Linked DNA regions of Homo sapiens: region 2 is linked to region 1. Evidence: chromatin loops called from intact Hi-C (ENCODE). Cell type or tissue: tibial artery. All regions are shown on one strand. Links, peaks and the distances in the headings refer to the core of each region. The heading gives the core; the rest is flanking DNA. Region 1 has its middle 49 kb from the start of LINC02890. Region 2 has its middle 51 kb from the start of SCNN1G.

Region 1 (5,377 bases), core at 319-5,318:
CTCTTACTCATCCTTCAGCTCTTGGCTCAGCGTCACTTGTTTGGAGAAGCTTCATCCCCGCCCACCTGCTAGACGAGGTCTCCTCCCAGGTGTTCTTCTCATCCACAGCGCTACTCACAATCACAGTTCCTCATTTTGGGAGGATTTTTAAAACTTAATGTCTGTCTCCCCTACTTGGCTGTAAAAATTTCATGAGGGTTAGGGCTGTGTCTTTGTCGCCTGCATGCCCAGAGCCTGGCACAGAGTTGAAGATGGATGAATGTGTGCAGAACAAACTAATGGATCCACTTGGAATAAGAGCACATAGCAGGGCTCTTGGGGCCTCTGCCCACACGCACTCAGACCACGCTCTGCACACAGCTCCTTGTGTGCTTTCTCTTAGCCAGCACCTGCATGTTGGCAGAGGGCTGCTCTCACTTTGCCTGTGTGTGCTGAGACTGGAGTGCCTGGGAATTTGCACTCCCCTTGGAGGCCAGCCCTTAACCAATTAGTGGTGAAGGCAGGCTTAGAAGCATGCCAGCTGGCCGGGTGGAATGGCTCATGCCTGTAATCTCAACACTTTGGGAGGCCAAGGCAGGAGGATCACTTGAGGCCAGGAGTTCAAATCCAGCCTGGGCAACACAGCAAGACCCTATCTCTACAAAAAAAAAAAATTAAAAATAGCCGGACATGGTGGTGAGTGCCTATAGTCCCAGCTATTTGGGAGGCTGAGGCAAGAGAATTGCTTGAGCTCAGGAGTTTGAGGCTGCAGTGACCTATGATCGCACCATTGCAGTCCAACCTTGGTGACAGAGCAAGCCCCTGTCTCTGAAACATCACGCCAGCTCTCTTGTCTTGATCGGAAAACTGCAAGGAGCAGCCTGAACTCTCCCTGGAGCTGTCCTGGGGACTGAGCCACAGCAGTCCTCCTGTAGGACCTTGCTTGATCCAACACCCTTCTTGGCTTCTTCTCTTCTCCATTCTATTTTCCCACTCCCCTACTAGTGTTTCTGAGAACCCCTCATAATAAATCACTTTTACACAAATCCTCGTCTCAGCGTCTGCTTCCAGGGAGCCCAACCTAAAACAGAGAGTCTTCTGCCTGCAAATATTCTCACTGAGCTGTGATTAAGATCATACATTTTAGAGCATGCAAGCACTCTAACCAGACAGGCCATTTGCTGATTCAGACAAGGATAAAGTCCTGCTAGTAACACTGTAACTGGCAGGGCATATTCATGTCAACAAGCTAAGCCCCTCTAGTCTTGAACCTTCTCCCCGACTAGCCCAGTGCCCCACTGAGACAGCATGAGAAGTCTGTGCCACTGAGATCCCAACCAAACTGGACATTGGAGCTCAGCAGCAAGACTGACTTGGGGGTAAGCCAAGATCATCTTTAAGATGCTCCTGCTCCTTCTCAAGGTAGGTGAATAGCTAGAGCCCAGAAGCTCGAGACCAGCTTGGGCAACACAGTGAGATCCCATCTCTACAAAAAATAAAAAATTATCTGGGCATGGTGATGCACACCTGTTGTCCCAGCTACTTGGGAGGCTGAAGTAGGAGGATTGCTAGAACCTGGGAGGTGGAGGCTGCAGTGAGCCATGATTGTGCCACTGCACTCCAGCATGGGTAACACAGTAAGACCCTGTCAAAAAAAAAAGAAGAAGAAGAAGAAGAAGAAGAGGAAGAAGAAGAGGAAGAAGAAGAGGAAGAAGAGGAAGAGGAGGAAGAGGAGGAAGAGGAGGAAGAGGAGGAAGAGGAAGAAGAAGAAGAAGAAGAAGAAGAAGAAGAAGAAGAAGAAGAAGAAGAAGAGGAAGAAGAAGAAGAAGAAGAGGAAGAAGAAGAAGAAAAGATGTTATGTGCGACCAGGGCAGGGCAGAACCAAGCTTTTGGGTGGAGAGAAGGAGGTTCCTCTGACTAGAGGATCTTAGGGGGCTGAGGTGCAGGCTGTTAAGGTTTTTGTAGCAAGGATGTCTTCAGCTTTAGGACACAGACTACCTAATTTTAAAAAGGCTTACATAATAGAGACATGTTTATTGAAGGAATTGCTATAAAGCAAAATAACAGGGTGTTGTGGAAGAGAAAATCAGAAGTCAATGCAGATGGTGTTGGCAAAAGCCTCTCTAAGGAAGGTGCATTTAAATCAAGACCAGAAGATGGAGAGGGATCAGCTGTTTCACAAGAGCACAGTGGCCCCTAGAGATGTTCACGTCCCGATCACCAGAACCTGTGAACATGTAACCTCACATGGCAGTAAAGACTTTCTGGATGTGATTAAACTAAGAATCATGAGGTGGGTGATCATCCTGGATGATTTAGGTTGTTCCACTGTAATCACAAGGGTCCTTAATAAGGGAAGGAGGGAGACAGGGGGGTGGTCAGAGAAGGAGACGTGATGATGGAGGCAGAGGTCAGAGTGATGTAGCCATGAGCCAAGGCATGCAGGCTGCCTGTACCTCTGGAAAAGGCAAGGAAACAGATTATCCTGAGAGCCTCCAGAAAGAATGCCCCTTGATTTTAGCCCAGGGAGATCCATCTTGGACTTCTGACCTACAGAACTGGAAGATAAGAAATGTGTGTTGTTTTAAGCCACTAAGTCCGTGGTCATGAAGTCACAGCACAAAGAGGAAATTAACACAAGTGTCACCTCAGAGGGATCAGCATGTACACAGTCCTGAGGCAGGAGGGCTTTTATTTGAGAAATGTGAAACAGATCCATGTGGCTGGTACCCAGTGGGCCAGGAGGTAGAAGTGGACAAGATGATGCAGGCCCTCATGTACCACCCTCCACAGGAAGTTGGGATTTTATTCTAAGATTGACGGGAAGCCATTAAAAAGTGTTTGTGGGGCAGGGTGTGGTGGCTCACACCTGTAATCACAGCACTTTGGGAGGCCAAGATGGGTGGATCAGTTGAAGTCAGGAGTTCGAGACCAGCCTGGCCAACATGGTGAAATCTCATCTCTATTAAAAATACAAAAATTAGCTGGGTGTGGTGGCACATGCCTGTAATCCCAGCTACTCGGGAGGCTGAGACAGGAGAATCACCTGAACCCAGGAGGTGGAGGTTGCAGTGAGCTGAGATCGTGCCACTGCACTCCAGCCTGGGCGACAGAGCGAGACTCCAACTCAAAAAAAGAAAAAAGAAAGTGTTTTTGGTTTTTGTTTGTTTTTGTTTTTGTAGATGGGATCTAGCTCTGTTGTCTAGGCTGTAGTGCAGTGGAACAATCATAGTTCACTGCAGACTCTTGCCTCAGCCTCCCAAGTAGCTAGGACTACAGGCAAGCACCACCATGCCCAGCTAATCTTTCAACTTAAAAAAATTTTTTTTTGAAAGACGGGGTCTCACTATGTTGCCCAGGCTTGTTTCAAACTTCTGGCCTCAAGCGATCCTCCTTCCTTGGCTCCCCAAAGTGCTGGGATTACAGGCGTGAGCCACCATGCCCATCCCCATTAAAAAGTTTTAATGTAATCTGATCTTCATGTTTCCAAGACCACTTTGGCTGCTGTGTGATGATGGGGGCGGTGGGGAGGCTGTGGTGAGGACCCGTAAGAGCAGAAGCGTAGAGTTCAGTCTGGAGGCTGTGAAAATAATCCAGGAAGGCAACACAATGGCCTCTATCAAGGCGGTAGGGATACAGGTAAGGAGATGGCTGCAAGATATATCTCAGACTCTGATTTATTGGCTCTGAAAAAATCAAATAAAATAATTTGGACATCTTAGTGCCAGAGGCCCTTTGATTAAATAAAAGCCAGCTTTTCAGAGACCACATGTTGGGTCCTCACAGTGACAAACAGAGCCACCACACAGGCAGTCCCCAGCGCAGGGACTTGGGGATGTTCGGGCAGCACACAGAGAGGTAAAAGGAAAATGTATGTTCCTTCCTAAGTGTCCAGCAACAAATGACTGCCCGGCAAGAAAGAAATTTAGAGTGCAGAAGGATGGTCTTGCCACACTGTGAAACTAGAAGTCAGATATGATTTACGGGGACAATGACTTAATCTCCTAAACCACCATCAAGTCCTGACCTGTCTCAGTTCCATAAAAATCTCTAGTTCAGTCTCCAATTTGAAGTTACAAAAATGAGTTTGGATCCTTCAGGAATTCAGATTTACTGTTAAGTCTATCCAAAGACCTGCCAACAGATGTTAGAGGGTTTTGGAAATGTTAGAGACTCATGCCTACTGACAGAAGTGTTAAGTAGAATCAGTGTTCCCATTTTATTTTTAAGCCAGGAGGGGAGATCGTGTTTGTCCTAGGGTGACTTTCCTGAGTACCTTCTGTTCCTCACAAGAAATAATAATCATAATGAAGAAGTTAACAACCAAGCAACAACAGATACCATTTCTGGAGCACTTACTATGTACAACATTAGGAGACAGACCTATTATCACCCCCACTTTAGACTTGAGGAAACAGAATCTCAGAAATATTTGCCAATGACTTACAAGGAAGCAGTGGAGATGGGTCTAACTATGAAAACAAGTTCTAAAACCAGAGATCTGCAAACGATGGCCTGTGGGCAAAATCCCACCTGCCCTTGTTTTTGTAAATAAAGTTTTATTGGAACATAAAACATGACCATTTGTTTACCTACTGCCTATGGCTGTTTTCCCACTCCAAGGGCAGGGCTGAGTCCTTGCCAAAAGAGACCAGATGGTCCACAGAGCCTAAAATATTTACTGTCTGTCCCTTTACAGAAGAAGTTTGCCAATTCCTGTTCTAGAACATACATTGCACAGCGAGCGTTTCCTCATAACTCCTCCTCCTACTCCTTCAGGACATTTCTATACCATCCACCCCACTCACAAGTTGGAGACCTATTCCAGATGGTTGAGTGGGACTCCCGGGATCCTCCCACTCCCACAGCCAGCTTGCAAAGACCCCTGGCATCCTTCCGTCTTTTTTTTTTTTTTTTTTTTTTTTTTGAGACAGAGTCTCACTGCAAACTCACTGCAACCTCTGCCTCCTGGGTTGAACCAATTCTCCTGCCTCAGCCACCTGAGTAGCTGGGACTACAGGTGCACGCCACCACGCCTGGCTAATTTTTGTATTTTTAGTAGAGACAGGGTTTCACCATGTTGGCCATGCTGGTCTCTAACTCCTGACCTCAAGTGATTCCCCTACCTTGGCCTCCCAAAATGCTGGGATTACAGGTGTGAGCCACTGCGCCTGGCCCCAGCTGGCTTCCTTCCTCCTTGTCCTGCTCTGTTGTTGAGAGGAGGGGTAGGGTGAAGCCTAGGCCATCACAAGCAGGACTCCTGGAAAACTTGTGCCTCCTACACCAGTTCTGCTACCTCAGGGAATGAGCCAGTGGACTTACCTGTGGAGCACTCACCTGGGGAGCACACATCCCACAAGTGATTTCTTAAGAAGTACTCGTGCTATGTACAGGCAAC
Region 2 (5,377 bases), core at 170-5,169, 570 kb before region 1:
AGGAAAGTATTAATACAAATATTTCCCATCCCTCTCCTCCCCCATGCGTAGCCTTCCCGGCTATCAGCAACCCCCACCAGAGTGGTACATTAGTTGCAGTTGACGGACCTACATTGACACATCATGATCACCCAAGTCCATAGTTTACATTAGGGTTCACTCTTGGTGTTGCACATTCTATGGGTTTGGTCAAATGTATAATGACAGCCTGGCATGGTGGCTCAGACCTGTAATCCCAGTACTTTCGGCAGCTGAGGTGGGTGGATCACAAGGTCAGGAGTTCAAGACCAGCCTGACCAATATGGTGAAACCCTGTCTCTACTAAAAATACAAAAATTAGTCAGGTGTGGTGGTGTGTGCCTGTAGTCCTAGCTACTTGGAAGGCTGAGACAGGAGAATTGCTTGAACCCAGGAGGCTGAGGTTGCAGTGAGTCGAGATCACACCACTGCACTCCAGCCTGGGTTTCAGAGCAAGACTCCTTCTCAAAATAAATAAATAAATAAATAAATAAATAAAATAAACAAATGTTTAATGATATGTGTCCATCATCATAGTATCATAATGGAGTAACTTCACTGCCCTAAAAATTCTCTGTGCTCAGTGTATTCATCCCTTCCTCCCACTACCCCCTGTCACATAGTTAAAATCATATAGTATGTAGCCTCTTCCGGTTGGTCTTTTTCATTTAGTAATATGTGTTTATGTTTCCTTGTTTCATTTTCATGGCTTGATAGCTCATTCCTTTTTAGTGATGAATAATATTCTGTCATCTGGATGTAGCAGTTTATTTATCCATTCACCTACTGAAGGGCATCTTGGTTGCTTCCAAGTTTGGGCAATTATGAATAAAGTTGCTATAAATAAATATCTGTGTGCAGGTTTTTTTTGTGGACACAAATTCTCAACTCCTATGGGCTTTTTTTTAAAGCTATCCAATTGGCAAGAATGGTGAAGTTTAACACTGTGTTGGAGAGGATGTGGGGAAATAGGTAATCTAAAATAGTGAAGACACATACCCTTTGGCCTGGTAATTCTCCTTCCAGGAATCTATTGGACAGATATACCTACACATGCATAGAGGGAGGTTCGCACAAGGATATTCTCTGCAGCATTATTTGTTGTAGCAAAGGGTTGGAAAGAATTTAAATGTCTGTCAATAGTGGACTTGCCAAATAAGTTATGGCACATCATTTCAGTGGTTGTCATATGGGATTACCAAAACAAATAAGGTCACCCAATAAGAATTGATATGGAAAAATACCCAAGATTTTTGTTGTTGTTGTTGAGATAGAGTCTTACTCTGTCACGCAGGCTGGAGTGCAGTGGCGCAATGTCAGCTCACTGCAGCCTTGACCTCCCGAGTTCAAGCCATCCTCCCATTTCCACCTCCCTAGTAGCTGTGACTACAGGTGTGCGGCACCAGGCCTGGCTAATATTTTTGTATTTGTAGAGATGAGATCTTGCTATGTTGCTCAGGCTGGTCTCAAACCCCTGAGCTCAAGTGATCCCTTCACCTCAGCCTCTCAAAGTGCTGGAATTACAGCCACTGCCAGGCCAATACCTAAGACATTTGAAGTGAAAAAGTCAGTAACAGGATGGAAAATGGTGTACTACCATTGATGTAAAAATGGATAAGGGTCTATCCATTTTTTGGAGCCAGACTGCCTTGGCTTAAATCCCAGCTCCACCACTTTCTAGCTTTGTAACCTGGGAAAAGTTGCCTGTTCCTCAGTTTCCTCAGCTGCTGCCCTCAGAGGGTTATCAGGGAAAGGAAGGAGTTTACTTCTCCCTTTTGTATTTTTAAATATTTTAAAACCATGGGACTATGTTAACCTATTTTTTTCTTTTCTTTTCTTTTTTTTTTGTTAGACAATGTCTCTGTCACCCAGACTGGAGCACAGTGGCATGAAGATACCTCACTGCAGCCTCCATCTCCTGACCTCAAGCAATCCTCCCACCTCCTGAGTAGCTGGGACTACAGGCACCTGTCGTCATGCCTGGCTAATTTTTAATTTCTTGTAAGACAGGGTTTTGCTATGTCGCCCAGGCTGGTCACAAACTCCTGGGCTCAAGTAATGCCCCTGCCTTGGCCTCCCAAAGTGTTGGGATTACAGGCATGAGCCACAGCCCCTGGCCTACCTAATTGTTTTTTTTTTTAGTTGAGATGAGATTTTGCTACATTGCCCAGGCTGGTCACAAACTCCTGGCCTCATGCAATCCTCCCACCTCGGCCTCCCAAAGTGCTGGGATTATAGGTATAAGCCACTGCACCTGGCCTACCTCATTTTATTTCAATTAAAAATTCTAATCAAAGAAGATACACAAGTAGCAAATAAACACGTGGAAAAGACGCTCAACATCATCATTAGGGAAATGCATATTCAGGCCACAATGAGATACCACCTCATACTTATTCGTGTGGCTAAAATGATAAAGGCTGACAATACCAAGTGCTGGTGAAGATGTGGAGCAGCTGGAATTTTCATGTGCTGCTGGTGGGAATGTAAAATGGTACGATCACTTTGGAAAACAAGATGGCAGTTTCTTATCAAGTGAAACATGCACCCACTGCACCTTCACAGTGACCTGCAATTTCAGTCCTAGGAATTGACCCAAGAGGAATAAAAACCTACGTACTTGAATGTTCTTAACAGCTTCCTTCAAAATAGCCCAAAACTTGAAACCACCCCAAAGTTCATCAACCTGGAAATGGATAGCCAGACTGGTATATCCATACAATGATATAAAAAGAAATGAACTGCTGATACTCGGAACAACATTGATGAATTACGCTAAATGAAAACATTTACATTATACTAAGTGAAAGAATCCAGAAACAGAAACCTTGGCTGGGCACGTCGGCTCACTTCTGTAATCTCAGCACTTTGGGAGGCTGAGGTAGGTGGATCACTTGAGGTCAGGTGTTCGAGACCCATCTGGCAAACATGGCAAAACCCCGTCTCTACTAAAAATACAAAAAATTAGCAGGGCGCGGTGGCATTCACCTGTAATCCCAGCTACTTGGGAGGCTGAGGTAGAATTGCTTCAACCCGGGAGGTGGAGGTTGCAGTGAGCCAAGATCCTGTCACTGCGCTCCAGCCTGGGTGACAGAGCGAGACCCTGTCTCTAAAAACAAAACAAAATAAAACAAAACAAAAAACCCCACAACACCCAAATACTGTATGCTTCTGTTACAGTAGGCAGGCAGACATGAGCAGGGCAGGAGAGGGCTCCCCCCGATCCACAGACCAGGACTGTCAGGCGACAATCAGGTGATGGTCAGGCAGCTGTTAAGCTGTTCTCTAAAATAATAATTGGTCACAGCCAGGGCCAGGGAAAGACAGTCTACCAATAGATAGAAAGACCTGAAACTAGTGAAGAGCATCTTCCCAATAAGCTCTTGGGAGTTGAGCGAGTGGACTCAAGCATGCTCATTAACAGGCAAAATGGCAGAGTTTAACTGATATATGGCCTTCTAGGAACATTTGGCCAGTAAGGGAAGAACGCCTCAAGTAGGCATATGTACAACTCCAGTAAACACAGTATGCATGCAGCCCCTCCCAAGCACTGGCAGATCACTGTACATGCAGACAGCCCACCCTAACAGAAGAATCAGGGAACAGATACAAGACCCTGGAAGTATGCCAACATATAAAACCCTAAGTCAAAAGGTCCAACCATGCACTTGAGCTCTCTCAAGTCGCCTGCTTGGCCCTCTTCCAAGTGTACCTTCCTTGCTTTTGTTCCTGCTCTAAAGCTTGGTAATAAACTTTCCCTCCTGCTCTAAAAATTGCCTTGGTCTGTCACTCTACCTTATGTCCTTTGGATGATTTCTTTCTTCCGAGGAGGCAAGAATTGAGGTTGCTGCACTCATACAGATTGACTGTTACAGTTCCATTTATAGAAAATTCTAGAAAAGGCAAAATCATAGTGATAAGAAGTAGATTAGTGGTTGCTAGGGAGTAGGAGTAGGGAGGGCTTGAGAGCAAAGAGGTGCAAGGGAACTTTAGGGGACTGAAATATTCTATATTATGGTCGTGGTGGTGGTTCCATGACTGCATATTGTCAAAACTCAAATTGGATTAAAGAAATTGTGAATTTGGGCCAGGCACAGTGGCCCATGCCTATAATCCTAGCACTCTGGGAGGCCAAGGCGGGTGTATAACCTGAAGTCAGGAGTTCGAGACCAGCCTGGCCAACATGGTGAAACCCTGTCTCTACTATGAATACAAAAATTAGCCAGGTGTGGTGGCACGTGCCTGTAATCCCAGCTACTTGGGAGGCTGAGGCAGGAGAATCACTTGAACCCGGGAGGTGGAGATTGCAGTGAGCTGAGATCACACCACTGCACACCAGCTTGGGCTACAGAGTGAGACTCCATCTCAAAACACAACAAAACAAACAAAACAAAAAAACAGGCTTCGTCTAACAACTATACATTTTTTTTAGAAGGATGGCCTGGCCTAAGAGGCTCAGGGACAGAGGCATGGCCTGGTCTCTAATGTTTGGTGGCAGGGAAATTAAACAGGATGAGGCTGGGAAGGGCCCATTTGGTTGGATGCTTTTGTGGCCCTTTTGCTGGGGCATCTTGGTGGGGGCGGGATGGAGTGGATCCCAAACTGTAAGGAGTAAAAGAGTCAATGTGGGGTGAATAAGGGGAGGTAGCCATCTGAGATCAACTTCCAAGAAATTTGTCTGTTCATAGATAATGGAATAAACATGACCCAACCTTTCTGGTTACAAAAGAAATGCAGATTAAAAGGACAACACTGTGACTTATCTGCTTGGTACAGTCTGATAGCCTGGGCAGCCAAAGTGGTGTGTAATCTTTGTAGAAAGCAATTTGGAATAAAAGGACTCTCTCTTCTCAAAGCGTAAGCTCTAGGCCGGGTGCGGTGGCTCACGCCTGTAATCCCAGTAACTTGGGAGGCCGAGGTGGGAGGATCAATTGAAGCCAGGAGTTTAAGACCAGCCTGGGCAACATGACAAAACCCCATCTCTACTAAAAATACAAAAATTAGCTGGGTGTGGTGTGGCACATCTGTAATCCCAGCTACTCGGGAGGCTGAGGCATGAGAATCACTTGAGCCTGGGAGGCGGAGGTTGCTGTGAGCCAAGACCGTGCCGCTGCATTCCAGCCTGCGCAGCAGAGCGAGACCCTGTCTCAAAAACAACAACAACAACAACAACCCAAAAAAGTGTAAACTCTTTGACCTGGCTGCTCCAGTAGGAATTTATCCTAAGGAAATAGTTTGGCAAAGGCAGTGGTGAATCAAAGTGTCATTTATAACATATACCTATAGAAACAACCTATGTATCCAGTAATAGAGGATTGGCTGAGTGAAATAATGGTTTATTCATCCCAGAATTTGCTCT

The links. Hi-C counts contacts between places; a loop is a spot of excess contacts. Peaks named below come from ENCODE experiments on the same cell type or tissue, not always from the same donor. Only the 100,000 strongest peaks of a DNase experiment are listed, where the experiment ranks them.
Region 2: a loop joins it to region 1, with 7 times the contacts of the local background. A loop is called at or near these places in 1 of 110 quality-filtered maps.

The regions. Positions count from the first base shown.
Region 1 is chr16:22,659,425-22,664,801 of GRCh38, reverse strand. No RefSeq gene overlaps it. Among named protein-coding and RNA genes, the nearest start is that of LINC02890, 49 kb to the right of the region's middle. RefSeq lists an enhancer at 1-124. In tibial artery, for the core only: no CTCF peak of the experiment used is centred there; no DNase peak of the experiment used is centred there; H3K27me3 peaks cover 1,335 bases.
Region 2 is chr16:23,231,349-23,236,725 of GRCh38, reverse strand. No RefSeq gene overlaps it. Among named protein-coding and RNA genes, the nearest start is that of SCNN1G, 51 kb to the right of the region's middle. In tibial artery, for the core only: no CTCF peak of the experiment used is centred there; a DNase peak (open chromatin) is centred at 2,155; H3K27me3 peaks cover 350 bases.